Regions from separate parts of the Homo sapiens genome. Here region 2 is linked to region 1. The links are chromatin contacts, found by Hi-C or POLR2A ChIA-PET in ENCODE. All regions are on one chromosome and are shown on one strand. The core of a region is the stretch at or near the end of the contact, and the rest is flanking DNA. Distances in the headings are between cores, read along the strand shown.

Region 1 (7,476 bases), core at 2,262-4,761:
TTTGCTTTTGTAACCTCTGTTAAATCTCTTGAAGCAAGAAGGTCTTTATGTTTGTCTTTGGGGTGAACAAAAATAAGGGGAAGTCAAGGAGCTTAGTTTCCACTCTCAGCCTTGTTGCATATTCACAGACGAAGAGGGGTGATGCTTGTGAAGAAGAACCTCAAAAGAAAAAGTGAATGGAGGTAGGAGAGAGGAAAGGAGTCAGTTGAAGGGGTGTAAGCTGAAGGCAAGGACAACCTGGGAGTAAGGGGTAGAAATTCATGTGTGCTTCACACTTTGGCAAAACTAAAAAGGGAATATTTTACAAGTTTCGAAAAAAGTTTTTCCTTATAGTTAATATTTTGTAAGTGAGCTAAATGGATTTTCTCATTTCACTACTACATTTCATATTTGTTCTTATAATCCAGTTTAATTATTCCTAAACCCTTTTAATCCTGAAGCTGGTTCTCCTGGGATGGAAGAGCCTTTCTCTTTTTTCTTTCCTTTAGACGTGATGTGAAATAACACAAATCCTTCTCTGGTATCTGTGGTGCTGACCATGCATCTTTGGGTGCAGAAAGCACTGGATTCTTACTCCCCAACTTGCAGAGGGAATTCTAGACTGCTGCACCTCCATATCCTCAGCAACTGGCATGATGATGAGCAGGGAGTTAGTAGAACTAATACACTAATATGTAAATGAATGAATGAATGTTTCCTGAGTGTGGCTTTAAGTTTCTCAGAAGAAGACAGTTCATACACTGGTGCATAAAATTCTGGGCTGAGGATATGAGGGCACCTAAGGCAAATGTGAAGTAATGGGATTTCTGATGAATGTGAGAAAGAGGCTAAGTAGGAGCTCGCTTAGCTTTGAATTCTCTGTTCTTTTTACCCCTTCCTCCTTCCCTTTCCTGCCTTGCCATCTCAGATCCTATTCTCATAGGCACTGGGCAGATGTGAGAGTGAGGACTGGACCTGGCACTCCAGACGGGAGATGATTGATTGACCAGTGAGATGTGAGAAGAAAGGAGGAAAATTAGGAGGCCACCACGCCTAACTTCAGGGCTGCCTGTGGCACTGACTTCCCCGGGTCCTGCTCAGGAAAGTAGGGTAATGACTAGTGCCATTCACAAGCTGTTTAGCTGACATTCTGAGAAGTTATTCAGCAAATTTAGAAGAGAAAGAGAATGATATAATGAACCAAAAAACAACAGTTCTCACCTTATTTATGATTTTTCTATTTCTGAATGAGTACTCAAATTTCACTGAGTACTTGAGTTTAATTTGATTATTTCACCCTATCAAGAAATCACTTTATTCTTAGAATTTTCCTGTTAGTTGAAAATAGAATTGTATTATAAATTACATAGGACTTTTATACTATATATAGTTTACGACGTATATTTATATGTAAGCTATACATAACTAAACTTGGAAAGAGGGTAGGGATTGAGATTATATGTGATCACACAAATATCTGTGTATGTGTATCTCTATACATCATTTGTAAATATGTAAATATAATGCATTTCTTATTAGAAATTATAGCTTGAATTCCATAGTGAAATTCATCCTTCCCTATGGACATGGAGGCAAGTGCCCTATAAAATTAACAAACTTTTGTTCCAAGAACATTTATTTCTGAGGGTGCAGAGTATCAATTTCAAGGTTGAGTTTCTTTAAAAATCAGGAGCTAATTTTTAATGAATTAACATTCAAAGGATCTATATGACCTAATCCACTACCTGACAATTGCTGGTATGAGGGAAATGTGGCCCCAAGACCACTGAGTTCAGAGATGAGTCTGAAAACAATTTTAACATGAAAATTTATGAAAGATATGTACACACACTACATACCTCTCAACAGCCTAAGAAGAATCTTGTGCTGGCAGAGAGCAGAAACAAAGACTGAAATTAACACTGAAGATATCAGCTGACTTCATCTTATGGGTTAACCTATTCTATTTTGTAATTCTGTGAAAATCTCATGATTATTTTTAATTTTCGAAAACATTTTTCTATGTTCTTTTTAATAGCAACAGTCCAGTCATTCAGGACTCATACATTCTTTAGCTGAAGTTATTTTATTGATCTTCATTTACTATCAGTTAACTTTTAACCAAGATATTTCCCACATTTGTTATCATAAACTTTTAGTATTTATTAGTACAAATTTTTCCCCTTTCCTAGACACAAAGACATAAGACCTGTTATTACTGGATTTTTTTTCCATTTCAGAAGCTTGAGTTTCTCTTCATAAATATTTTCATAAAAAGCTATTTCCCTAATATCACTAGATTATCTATCAACATAGTCCTACTTTATATTTAAACTAGCTCTGATATCAGCCCATAGTACCTTCCAATTTTTAGCAAAGTGAGATCAGTGTCAATCTAAGCCTTTTTTGTAAAAGGATCCAATTTATGACTGATCAAAATGCTTGCTTAACAATGTTTGGTTTTCTAATTTGATGTGCAGTGCTACTACATCTAAAACAACAACTTTGCTTTTTCTATACAGCTATTCCTGAGATCTGTATTCTCAACTTCCTCCCTAAATTTTTGGAAAGACTATTTAGTAATAAAAAAAGTCCATAGATTCTGTTTTAACTTTTCCATTCTTACTCATTTTTACTTTCCACGAGACAAACCTAATAATGAAAAGCAATGTTAGTTAAAAATGTTGTTTCTAAAGGCCTGTCAAAGCTTGTATTTAGCATATATTTTTGGGGGTTGTGGGGGTGATGCAGCATAGTTCTTAGGTTTTTCTATTGCTGAAATAACACTGTAAATCTCTTCCTACCCATGCCTTAAATTCCTCAGTATTTCTGGTCTTGCACAACAACATATCTGTGAGCTTATATGTCTTCTTAGAAATAACAGACTTACTTTGGAACATAAGCACTTAGGAAATGTTCAACCACTTGTGATCTTGCATTAGTACATTTTCCAAGCTATTCTAGGCAGATAGAGCAAATCAGAGAAAGTTCTTACCTCTTGAAGGGCGTAAGACAATGCACATCACCAATAAGGCAAGCACAGCAGAGGTGGCAACTCCAAATACGATTTTTACCCAAGTCTACATAAAATAAAGAGAATTAGGCATACACACAGTTCCTGCTAAATAGTAGAAATGGCAAGATTTTGTTTACACCTAAATCCTTTTTCTCTCGCCCCACAAAGCTTTTGATTGTTTTCCACTGATCCGGCTATAATTGCTGGAATTCTTCCAGCTCTGCAAGGACAAATGTTTCTACAGTATATTTAGAACAATTTTCCAATCCCAACCCATTGAGGAAGTAAATACTTATGTACAAATCTTCACCTTCTAAACAATAGAAAACTCTGATCACGTTCAATCCAGCCAACCCTAATTTTTTAAGAATACTTGAGGTTGCTTATACTAACCTTCATTTTTCCAGATGTTTTTGAAAGTTAGCTAATTCTGTCTTCAGAGCGTGGGTCACTGGATCTGTGAAAACCGTTGAAAAGGACCAAGTCTGTCTTTGTAGTTGGAAGCTGAAGCCAGGACAAGGTTTTTTTCTTTCCACGGACTTTTGAATACCGTGCCAAGTTTCAAAAGATTTCTGTAAAATTAGAAACAGATTTTGGGGGCGTTCTTGGCCCTCAAATGAACTGTGAGTGACTCAAGGGAAGTTTTATAGCCTTCTCATCCTTGTAACTACACCAACATCTGCTTACGTTGACATACAGAGGTTTTTATTTTTTCTTTTTTACCAGTTCAGGTTTATGTTGCATTTTCTTCTAGAATTCACTGAAGGATCACTTTAGCAAGTCATTGGGTTTTGCATAACATTTTTATTTGCCACTAAAAGATGAATTTAAAATAATGAAACTTGCAGGTCTGTACATTAAACATATATCTACTTTTTAACAGAGGAAGAACATTGAAGCCACATAAGATTTTGTGAGAAATGTGCCATATAACTGCACTTTTTTTTCCTCTGGAAGATTATGAGGTATTGCAGACAGAAATGTTTTTCTTTCAGCACAATTTCTTTGTCCATATAGCACCATATGCACTTTCAGTAAATACAGAAGTTTAAAAATTCAACTGTCTAAACCCACGGCTGCTTTACTTTAAAGAAATAAAATGCCATCTGGTGAAATTTAGTATGGGTTAGGTGTGTATGCACAGGCTAGAAAGATGGAAAGATCAGTAAGAATAATTTACCAGCAGACCTTTGGAAGAATGGAAATGGCTTTACAAGAGTGGTATTTTTGCTTTCCTCTCAGAATATCTTCTGAGAGAGGAGAACATCTAGTAATTATAAAGATTTAAAAATAAATAAAAAAGCATCTGAAAAGAAAAGTAAATCTTATGTATAATTTCATTTTGGCTAAATCTACATAATTCCAAAGAAATTGGTCATCTTGACAGATTAGTAAAATGGTTGACTGAATTAAAAAAAATACACATACAACAGTTTCTTGGAGTGTTCTGTCTGTTTTAATGCAATTCACTTGGATAGATTTTGTGGTTCCACGTAAACACAGTTGTTAAATCTACTGTGTCCTTAATTTTTCCACTAATGGTTTTCTTTTTTCGAAGTTTATAATGTTCCCAACCTGATTAAAACACTTCATGGCAACCTTTCTTGGATTGTACATGAAAGGTAATGGGGAAATGTTACCAAAACATGTTGCTGTTTGCCTTAGTCAACTTCTCTGGCTACCACGGGACACTTTCTCCAGCAAAGAGCAGGACAGTGGCTTGTGAACTTCCTTTCAGACATTCTCCAGACATCCCTCCCTGAATTCCAGCCTTATGAAAATTCTGTTGAGGAAAATGAGTCATTAGGCACTTACTGGCAGAGAACTGTATTCCTGGTGGCTGGGGCTGGGCCCTCTCCTTTGCTGTTGGTGGAGTCACCTCTTTACAAAATGAAGTAATCATTAAGAGTAATATCCAAGGTGTGCTATACACTTGTAGGTATCTCCAAGTGATTGTGAAATCCTCAGATCTCAGATAAAAGCCAGCAGCCAGGTCCTGAATGAACTGTTTCTGTGTAAGTCCTCTCAGATTGATTGTCTTCTCTGGAACACACCGTGTTCTCAGAAGTTCTGCCCTAGCCTGCCAAAGCCCCAGAGTACACAGGCACTTTTTAGTGGGTGATTTCCAAGACTTTACATTGTAGAGAGAAACTATAATAAATTATTAGGGTGTAATTAAAAGACCATGCTGAGAGCATGTTAGCTCTAGCAATTAAGAATGCACTGACATGTGACTGGTCTGAGCACCACTTAGGATTCTATGACTGTGTGTGGGTGTCCACAAGATACTCATTTAATAGGCTCTATGAAGAGGTTGGAGTGCTTTAAGATACACTTAAGTTGCCACTATTAGTAAGGGTGGGAAATGATGAGAGTGAAACAATGTCTGTTTAAGTTTTTTTGTTTTTTCCTTGGAAGGTTGGGTGAGTCAAGCTGTAACTTCTGGAAAATTCTTACTAGTTTGAACTGTTTTAAGAAAAATGAGACTGACTGCAGAAATAAAGATGTCGAGTTTTTCCATCTGAATTCATGGTTTAGGGAGGTATTGTTTTTATAAAGTCACACATGTTCATTCGTTTGAGATAATGTGAATGTATTCTAATTTTCATCCAGACAAGAACTCTCATAAAATTTGGATTTTTAAAATATTGTAATATCTTTATTAGCTTTTTTTAATTTTGGAATCAAAATGAAAATACTTTTGTCAACTTTTAAAAAACATTTACGAAACTGACTCTTATTCCTACTTTATACAATTAGTTAACACCCCATCAACATTTTTGTTGAGAAAACAAAAATGAATCAGACACAGTCTGTGCCCTTAAGGAACTTACATTCTAGTATAAGTATGGCAGGTATGTTCTTAATGTTCTTACATACTTGTTTCCTTTTGCTTCCTAAAGCTCTTGTTCAGAAATAGCCTGAAGCTGAGTTTGTGTTCTGTAGAAAGAGTGTTCTCACTGGTTGGTGATTTCTTCATGGACCTGGGAAGAGGACTGGAAAGGGCACATACCACATGCATGTCATCCTTAGTTCAACCTTTGTTAGTTCTAACCTTTGTTAGTACTGAGACTTTTCTCAGAAAGCAACTCTGGGTCTATTAAAATGCTGCAAAACCAGAAAGGATGATGATTTGTCATGTAAAAATGTAAGGGCAGCAATTAGGAGAGTAGAGGCTCATCAACTGAGTTCTTTCCAGAGAGGGACCTTGTAAGGCTGACTTTGGAATATGACTGCATTCTGGTAAGCCCACTGGATAAGTGAGCTATAACATAAATCCTTAGGTTATAAGGAGGAGAGCTTACTAGAACTATTTATTAGTAGCCAATGTTTACCTGCCAAAAATGATTTTAATTTATATGTTTTCCCAGAAAACACATCCAGCTATGTATTTCTAGAGTCTGAAGGTAAGACCATGCTGAGAGCATAAGGATGTTATCTTTTTATTTTATGGTGGGGAGATGAAAGAGAGATGTGTTTATTAACCAAAAGCCATGACAAATTATTTAAGGACAAGTTACAAGGGGAATAAGGATACAAGTGCAGTAAACATAAGCCTGATTTTATACTCTTTAAAGTAAAAATTTGCTTCTAGAGAGCCTAACAGCTCCTAACATCCTACCCATTTGATTCCTCAGATTCAATAAACATTTATTGTTTACTGTTATCTACAAAGTGATTTTAATGCATTATTTCATCTGATCCATACCAAAACTCATTTTGATGATTAGGAAACAGCCTAGAAAAACTGGATAACTTGCCCAAGATTTTAACAGGACCCAGTGTTACCACCTTACATTGCTTCTTTGTGATACTTCCTAAAGTTTTATTCCAAAGTGATAAATTTTTTTTAAAATTATAATTGACATTTCACTGATTTGCTGTTGGGGGACACTTAAGGTTGTGAGGGTAAAATAATTAAGGCTAAAATATTAATGATGTTCACATCCTCAAAGTACTTTGTTACACATATCTCAAAAGAACACAATTTCACTCTACAAGGACTGTGTTCAAAATATTAATTTGTTTACAGTTTTTTTTTAATCGGGGTCTATTAATCCGATGATTATTTATATAGTGCCTGGGTTAAAAGCTCTTCCTCCAGGGACTTGCTTAAATGAAAGGATTCAACAAAATACCCATCGTCAAAGAGATTTTTGAGTTCCAAGCTAGAAAGAGTCCTGAGGTCTTCAAAGCTCAAAATAACTATCACATAGTTATAGATCTGGAAGAAGTGGCATAATATAGCATCAGTGGGAAATGATATAGCTCAAACTATTTTTTGAATCTGATCTCTTTTCTAAAACCACAATTGTTACATAAGGAAGAATATAAAGCCACATGCCTCCTAGTTTGTAATTGGCATCTACTACCTTCATAAATGTTATAATTAGATGTCAGTGTTTCATTATCCTATCATAATTAGGGCAAGTGCTCCTTGGAGACCCAAAGGGTTAACTATCAAAATGGGGTTAGAAAAG
Region 2 (7,476 bases), core at 3,127-5,626, 170 kb before region 1:
TGGGTGAGCAGTCAAATTTCCTTTCCACCGAAAGAAGGTATAGAAGAAATTTACCACTAAAGCAGTGAAAGGAGCAAAAGAAGAGATATACTTCTTTTCCATAATAAAATTCAATAATAATAAAACTATTTGACAAATAACCAAATATTTCAAATTTCAGCATATAATATAGTGTAAAAGAAAAAATAAAGGAATCATAAATGCTGCATGTGAATTTTATTACCACTAAGCCATGAAGAGTTCTACAATTCCATACAAGTATTTTTACGTATTTCTCACTGATTCTTGGGGAAACTGAATGCTTACATATGCAATATCCTCCTATAGTAGGATGATTGAAAAAAAATTTAAAACATACAATCATTTATTATATACACAGAAGAGGGTGAACTTTTGATTGTGCTTGGTGAAATGAATAATATGACTTCAAGGAGTTTTTATTCTTAAATATATGACAATAGTATTAAGCCTCTCTCTCTCTCTCTCTGGCTCCCCATTCACTAGCCCCCGTCCTGTTCTGGGTGTGTCTAGTTTTGCTAAAGTAAGCATTTCACATGGAAATGCTTGACCTCTTAAATCAACCTCTCAGGGGATGAACTTGGGTTTGCTCATGGCTTCCTCCTTCCTTTTGGCTGTTTAATTCTTTAGTTTCCACGTAATTTAGGTCTTTGCTTTGTTTTTCTATCAAATTCCTTTCCTTCCTTCCTTCTTCCTTTCCTTTCCCTTCCCCTTCCCTTTACATTTCCTTTCTCCCTACTTCCTTCCTTTTTCCTTCACTCTATTTGTTTACTTGAAAGCTTGATTGACAACATGGAGGGCATTTCTTGGGTGATGACTTTGACTTTTTTGTAAGGAATGCTGACCTTTATTATGGCACAGCCCAGGAAAGGTATTGCTGATTTAGTGAAAATGCTGCATTCCTGAGCTTTTATCTTTATTCCTATGATAAGGCAGAAGTGTTAACAAGATGACTTCCCTTTTTTCCTTAAACATACATACATACAAGTTAAGAAATACAGACAAGAAATTACTAGAGTGGTAAATAAATAAAGCCACCATGAAACAACATCTCCACCTGGTTGTCCAAGAGGTATCCTTAGCCACCCTCTCCTTTACCTCTCTCTGTTTAACCGGTTACCGAAGTCCAGTCATTCACATTTCTGAGTAGCTCTGGAGCCTCCAAATTCTGACCTGTACTGTAAGTGTCCTGGGCCATTTCCCTCACTTCCCCCTCCAGTGTTGCTCCATTGCAACTCACCTTCCCACTGTCATGGCCAACAGTTCAGGCATGCTCAAAACATCATTCACTGCATCATCTCCAGCTTAGAATCAAACTCTTTTGCCTGTTTCCCACCCTCCTCTGGGGCCCTGGATCCTTTTATAATCCCTAACACAGGATGTGATCTCATGTCTCTGTGTTGAAACACAGGGCATTTGCATTTTCTGGAATATCTTATCTCCAGAAACTGATGTTAACTATTCAAGCTTGGCCCACAAAAGAAACCTCTTATAAGAAGTCTCTCCGCCGGGTGCAGTGGCTTACACCTTTCATTCCAGCACTTTGGGAGGCCAAAGTGGGCAGATCATGAGGTCAGGAGATAAAGACCATCCTGGCCAACATGGTAAAACCCCATCTATACTAAAATACAAAAAATTATCCGGGCGTGGTGGTGTGTGCCTGTAGTCCCAGCTACTCGGGAGGCTGAGGCAAGGGAATCACTTGAACCCGGGAGGGGGAGACTTTCCCAGAAGTGTTCCTTCTAACCTCCAGAGCAGTCTGCTCAAGCACCTCTAAGTTATTTTTTTGAATCATAAGAGTAGTTATATGGAAACAAGTTGAGTCTCTCAGGAAGTCCTCCTCAAGAGAACATTCTTGAAATGTGTTCAAATTTCATTTGGAGAAGATACCAGGTGCTATTTAGCAGAAATGGCAAAACAGCTCTTCCTGGCCTGTATACCCTACCCAGCAAAACAAAATTCTCAGAGTTAACTGCAGCAAGCCTCAGATCCCTAGGCCTTTTCACTGGCCATCTCAAGTGGCTTATCAAAGTACAGTATTCCTTCCAACTTGCTTTAACGGAAGTTCTGATAATTACAGTTTTACTCAAACTTCCAGCGATGCTGTGATGCCTCAGTGATGTTTTGGAGAGAAACATACAGATTATTTCTATTTATATATGTGTGTATCCACACACACACATACACACATATATATGTAAAACAAGTCATATTTGTTTGCATGTTCCCACTAGCTTATACAGTCCTTGAGGTCAGGGCCTTTATATTTATATTTACAAAATTTAATCTTTGTATTTGCAGCAACTAACGCGGTGCCTGGAACATAATGTAAGCCTGTAAGCCCTATATTTATCAATTGTATGACTAGCACATTCTTCTCCCACAAGGCTTTGCATGTATGGTTTACACAAAGAGTTGCTTTATGAAAATAGTTATATTTTAACAGTCCACAAGAGTCAAGCTTAAGTGGACTGTCATTTAATGGTATAAAATAGTAGCAACCACTGGTTTCTTCAAATTTCATTAGCAGTAGGTCAACCCATTCAGTTATTTAACCTTTGGCACATTTGCCCTGGCCTTGAATTGCACAGCAAGCATGGTTTTCATAGCTCTACAATCTAATTCTGAACTGTCATCCTAAAATCTAGATAAGACTCCTTGAGTATGCAAGCACTGACTATACATTCCTCAGTTGACTAAATCTTCCAGAGAGAATGCTTTAACTGGCTGACTAATTTATAGTGTGTAATGCTGAAATGAAAGCAAGTGTTTAAAAGGAAAGTAAGGCCAGGGGAGACTGAAACTAGTAGTTCTCACTTGCTTGCATCCTACAGTGAGTATTCCATTATGTGAGTGTTTTATACATTTAGGCAAGCTAAAAAGACATGAAAGTCCTTAAATAAAAGAATCCACCAAAACATCACTGATTCCAGACCCTTCTTAAATATTATCGTGTATACCAGCTTTATTATTTAGCTCTGCAATACTGCTAAATTGGTCAATTACTTCCCTGCCTCCCCACCCTCCAACTGAATTCTCACCACCCTTGAGGGAAAACAGTCTGGGTTCCCTGTGGAACATCATTTCTCAAAACTGTATTTTGGGGCTTGCTTTCTCATTTTTCCTTTCCATTTCAGATATCCTTACTGCTGTCTTTGGGCTCTTTAAACACTGCCTTTTTTCCTTTTTCGATCACACCCAAAAACTTTTCTCAAAAATTACATGTAAATTTAAAAATTTACAAATTAAATTTAAAATTGAAATTTTAAAAATCCCGACTCTCCCTAATTTCAGGAAGCATGCATTTATTATACATAACAAGACGTGAAAGCCGCAAGAGTTTCAGCCTAAACACTGAAGACCCCGCGAAGTGAATCCAGCTGCTGCTCTACAAGCAGCAACAACAACTGGGAAGCCTTCTCAGCTACACTTCGGGGCACTGGTCCAACCCCACGCAAAATCCCTCGTTTCCCTTAGCGTGGTAAGACGGAGCCTGACCTGAGCTCCAACTGTCCTATCTTTTTCAAATGTTTCAAACTTACTGCCTTTGTTCAGCAGAACCACGGGCACGGTGATGATGGTGACAAGCGCAGCAGCACCCAGCAGTCCCAGAAGAACCTTCCACGGTGTCTGCAAGCCGAGCAGATCAAGTCCAATTAGAGGGAAGCGTGTGGCCCCAGTTTCCGTAGGAGGGTCGGGGCTGCTCCAGAGGCAGCAGGATTTGCAGGTGGGAGTGCGTTAGAAGAGGGAGACCGCGGGCTGGGGGTGGGGGTGGCGTCTGGAGTGCGCCAGTTGGAGTTCTCTAAGGCGGGTGCCCTTGAACTTGTGCCTTCAGAGCACATTAGCGTTGGTTTCTCTACCCCTGCCCGGGTTCGGGCGTGCGTTCTGTGAGTGGCTCTCCGGGACATTCAAAGCTCGACGCCAGGGTCCTAGCAGAAGCCAGGGTCCGAAAGCTAAGCGAGAGCTCTGGGACGTCCCTTCACCTGTCAGAGGGTGGCCTTGGGGCTTCCGCCTAAGGGGAGTCCCTGGTCCGGTTTCGCCAGCTTTTGGGCCATTTGGGGAGTTTGGCGAAGAGGTCCCCACAGCTCGCCCCGGGGACGTACGTGGCGCGGCACTCACCTTCATCGTCGGCGTCTCCTCGGAAGTGAGCGTTCAGAGAAGGAGCGCAGGCAGAAGTCACCGCGGGCGGCGGAGACGCGCGTCCTGCACCGCTGCTCCGGGCGGTGGAGTCACTCGCCGCTGGCAAGTTTCGGCCCCGAGTTAAACATTAGTGAGCGCCGAGCCCGCTGGGTATAAAGGCGCCGCGGGCAGGCTGCAGGGCAGGCGGCGCGGGAGCAGGCGCGCGTGGCGCGGGGCACTGGCATCCCGGCCGGGGGGAGCCCGCGAGGGCCCCCTGAGGGCGGTGTAGGGCGCTGGGCGGCAGCCGGGGCGCAGAGTGCGGGGCCCGGAGGAGCCGTGGGGGAGGGGAAAGGGCGCGCGGCCTCGGATGCGCAGACCCTGGGCCGGCGACTCGGGGACCCTGCTCCCTCTTAGCTAAAAATGACGTCGGCGTTCAGCTCCTCCAACCTCACGTGGACAGGCGAGGGAACCGAGACCCAGAGAGGGCAGGGGACTTTGGCAAACTCACACAGCCCACCGCAGGCAACTGGAACTGAAACCCAGGACTCCGTCTCTTGCCAGTGAAAGTTATGTTAGGAAGCAGTGAGGGGTCTAAAGCAGTATGAAAGGCAAAGAGAAAAGGTGATTGTTCCCTCTTGAATGGCCCTTGGAAGCTGAGTATCTGGATTCACCCTCCCTAGGGAATTTCCCGATTGTCTTGCAGGCTTACACACTCATCAAGATGACAAAAATAATGACAGTAACACTTATGTGGAACTTGACTTTTTCCCAGGTGCTGCTCTAAGCATTTACTGTGTTTGTTTTACAGGAAGGAAGACTGTACACAGAGAATAAATAACTTGGCCAAGCCATTCAGCTAGGAAGTTGTAGATCCTAAATTAAGAGTTCAAGGTCTTAATGGCTACTCTATGCGGCCTCTCATAGTCTTTTCAAGGGTTTTGGAGAAGAATAAAAGATCAGGTATGGCTTCTCCCTCCCCCAGCTCTCTATTGTTCCCTAAAGGATTATTCATTCGTTCATTCATTCCTACATCCTCCCATTTATTCCAGTCATCCACAGATGTTTGAGTGGTTACAATGTGCCAGCCTCCCTTCTAGGTACTGGAGATAAAGTGGGACAAGAGAGGTGAGGTCTGGACCCTTGGCACTTTCACGATAAAATACACAGGTAAACATTTGCCTTTAGGGCCCCCTGTGATTACTTCCACTCTTGCAGATAAGAGGATAAGGCCTCTTCAGCTTGTTCACAGCAGCTGAAAAGCAAAGCCTCTCTGTCAGTAGAGGTAAAAGATTAAGAATGCAGAGTCCGATGGGGCATTACCACATGATTATGAATTAATGCAATTTTCCATCTTTTATTTCCAATCCAGGCATTGCTTTTGAACTCAGTCATCTTTTCCCCCTTGCCCACTAGTTGCTTGTGATACATCAGTATCCTCACTCACCCCCAACTCCAGAGGCTGAAACTAACTCTCCTCCTCCCTCTTCCAACTGCTGAGGAAGATGAGTCAATGGTGTTACTGGACCCTGTGAACTGATGCTGTGAAGAGAGGCCATTTAACACGGACTACGGGGAATGGTGCCACAGGGGGCTCAGTGCTGCCCTTCACTCTCAGCATTTTGCTCACTCAGCATTGGTAAGCCACATCAGCCTCGGTGAAGGAAGTCTGGAGAGTTAAGCCTGTGCTTCATCTCCATGCCAGCACCATGGCACTCATTGTACATTCAGCAAGCCCCAAGGAAGCTGGCAGGAGGCTGGCTGACATCTACGGGACAGGTCAATTTGTTCTCTGGAGGGCACTCCATGAGACGCAAATATCTTCACACCCTGTGCCCATTTCAAGAGACTCTCTCACATGCCTCCCCCACCTTGACCTCTGTGTCACCAGTCTTTCAATCTTGTTTTTTCCAAATCCTTAAGGTAGCAGCTGGCCAACACATTAGCCACCACTGATGAGTCAGTGTAGATCTTACATTGGGCCATCTCTTTTTTCTTGCAAAATAGAAAAGCAGATGTTCTGCTCAAAGTTCTGTTTGTCAGTAAGATTTCCCTTTCTGCTGTGTTTCAGGACATCCCTGGGAGGGACTCTGATGCAGCAGCCATCTACTTATTGCTAGTGCCAGCTTACTTTGCATAACATTGACTCCTTTCCCTCATCTGTTGCCTAGTTGTAGGAAACTCCTTGTGAAGCTATAGGTGTGCACTGAGGGAGAGACATTGAGTCAATGGGAGCAGGCATCATAGAGTCTAAGTTTTCTGCTAGTCTGAGTTTCTTGTGCCTTGTGGACCTGGTGGGCTTATCTCCTTTATCATATAGATACAATTTTCGCTTAATAATAGCATGCTCCTGCAAATGCCCAATTTTATCATGTGGTAGATTAGGCAACACTCAGTTTATTAGGGTAGCTAGGTTGTGCAGTTACTTGATGTTATGGATTGAATTGTGTCCCTCCAAAAGATATATTAGAATCCCAACCTTTAGGACTTCAGAGTGTGACATTATTTGAATATAGGGTCTTTACAGAGTTAATCAATTTTTTTGAATCTTATATAGCTTTTATTTCAGTGATCAAAAGAATGCAGTAAATGGAATCTACACTAATTAACATTAGGCATGCACCTCTACCTGAAACTGCTGTTAGCTTATGATTGGCCTAAATCTTTATAACTTATTTAGGCACATCATTGAATTTTTTGTACCCTGATATACAGGGTAAGTTAATTTCTTCCTTGTGGCAGTCTAGTAATAAGAATTATGTTCACTGGCTAGATTCCTTTAAAACTAAAGACCTCTAGACTCTCAGGCTGCCTACCTTACCTTGAGACTATACTTAATATGGATATTTAAGCAAATCATCATATAGGAAAGGGAGATCATCAAGAAAACTGAAGTGTACTGTATAAACACTCTTACAGATATTTTTCTCCAGCATTGATAATCAAACACTAGATAAGGATACTAAATTATTCTTCCCCCACTTCTGCCCTTTCTGAAAAACACAAGGATCTCCCTTGAAATCGAAATGACTCCACACAAATGAGAGATTTTTATGTATGTGGTCCCACTATCAAAATAATAGGAAGCAGTTAATGGGGCTTTGAGAAAAGCATAGTCCCGTGTACAGTAATATGCATCTAAATAGAGTTTTCCATTCACCTGTCAATTATTTTCACAAGATTAGCATTAAAAAATACAAGCAAACATATGACCCTTAAGCTTCACACACAAAAAATTGGTCTTTGTTCATTCTCAGATGACAGGATGTCCCAAAAGTAACAAAAGATGGGAGCCAGTCCTCTCATAGCTGTTTCTTCAATCATCCCATCAACAGCTCTTCA

What was found. Hi-C counts contacts between places; a loop is a spot of excess contacts on that map. ChIA-PET counts read pairs that join two places held with the same protein, here RNA polymerase II (POLR2A). Pooled maps may share reads with other maps.
Region 2: a loop to region 1 is called in a map of IMR-90, with 2.7 times the contacts of the local background. The contact joins the promoter of DPP4 here to the promoter of FAP in region 1. A Hi-C loop is called at or near these places in 1 of 168 maps with a recorded cell type or tissue (IMR-90) and 2 of 50 pooled maps. POLR2A ChIA-PET finds 5 or more read pairs at or near these places in 1 of 52 experiments (AG04450).

What each region holds. Positions count from the first base shown.
Region 1 is chr2:162,239,934-162,247,409 of GRCh38, forward strand. It overlaps FAP (fibroblast activation protein alpha), which reads right to left and starts at 3,512. Exons shown (of 26, transcript NM_004460.5): 1 at 3,389-3,512; 2 at 2,975-3,059. The coding sequence starts at 3,394. LOC105373724 (a long non-coding RNA gene) reads left to right here and starts at 6,184. Exons shown (of 4, transcript XR_923544.3): 1 at 6,184-6,238.
Region 2 is chr2:162,069,839-162,077,314 of GRCh38, forward strand. It overlaps DPP4 (dipeptidyl peptidase 4), which reads right to left and starts at 4,377. Exons shown (of 26, transcript NM_001935.4): 1 at 4,138-4,377; 2 at 3,561-3,648. The coding sequence starts at 4,143. It overlaps DPP4-DT (DPP4 divergent transcript), which reads left to right and starts at 5,019. Exons shown (of 3, transcript NR_147697.1): 1 at 5,019-5,097; 2 at 5,640-5,773; 3 at 7,392-7,476. It also overlaps the pseudogene TIMM8AP1. RefSeq lists enhancers at 3,896-4,095, 4,530-5,227, a silencer at 4,246-4,505 and a promoter at 4,782-6,558.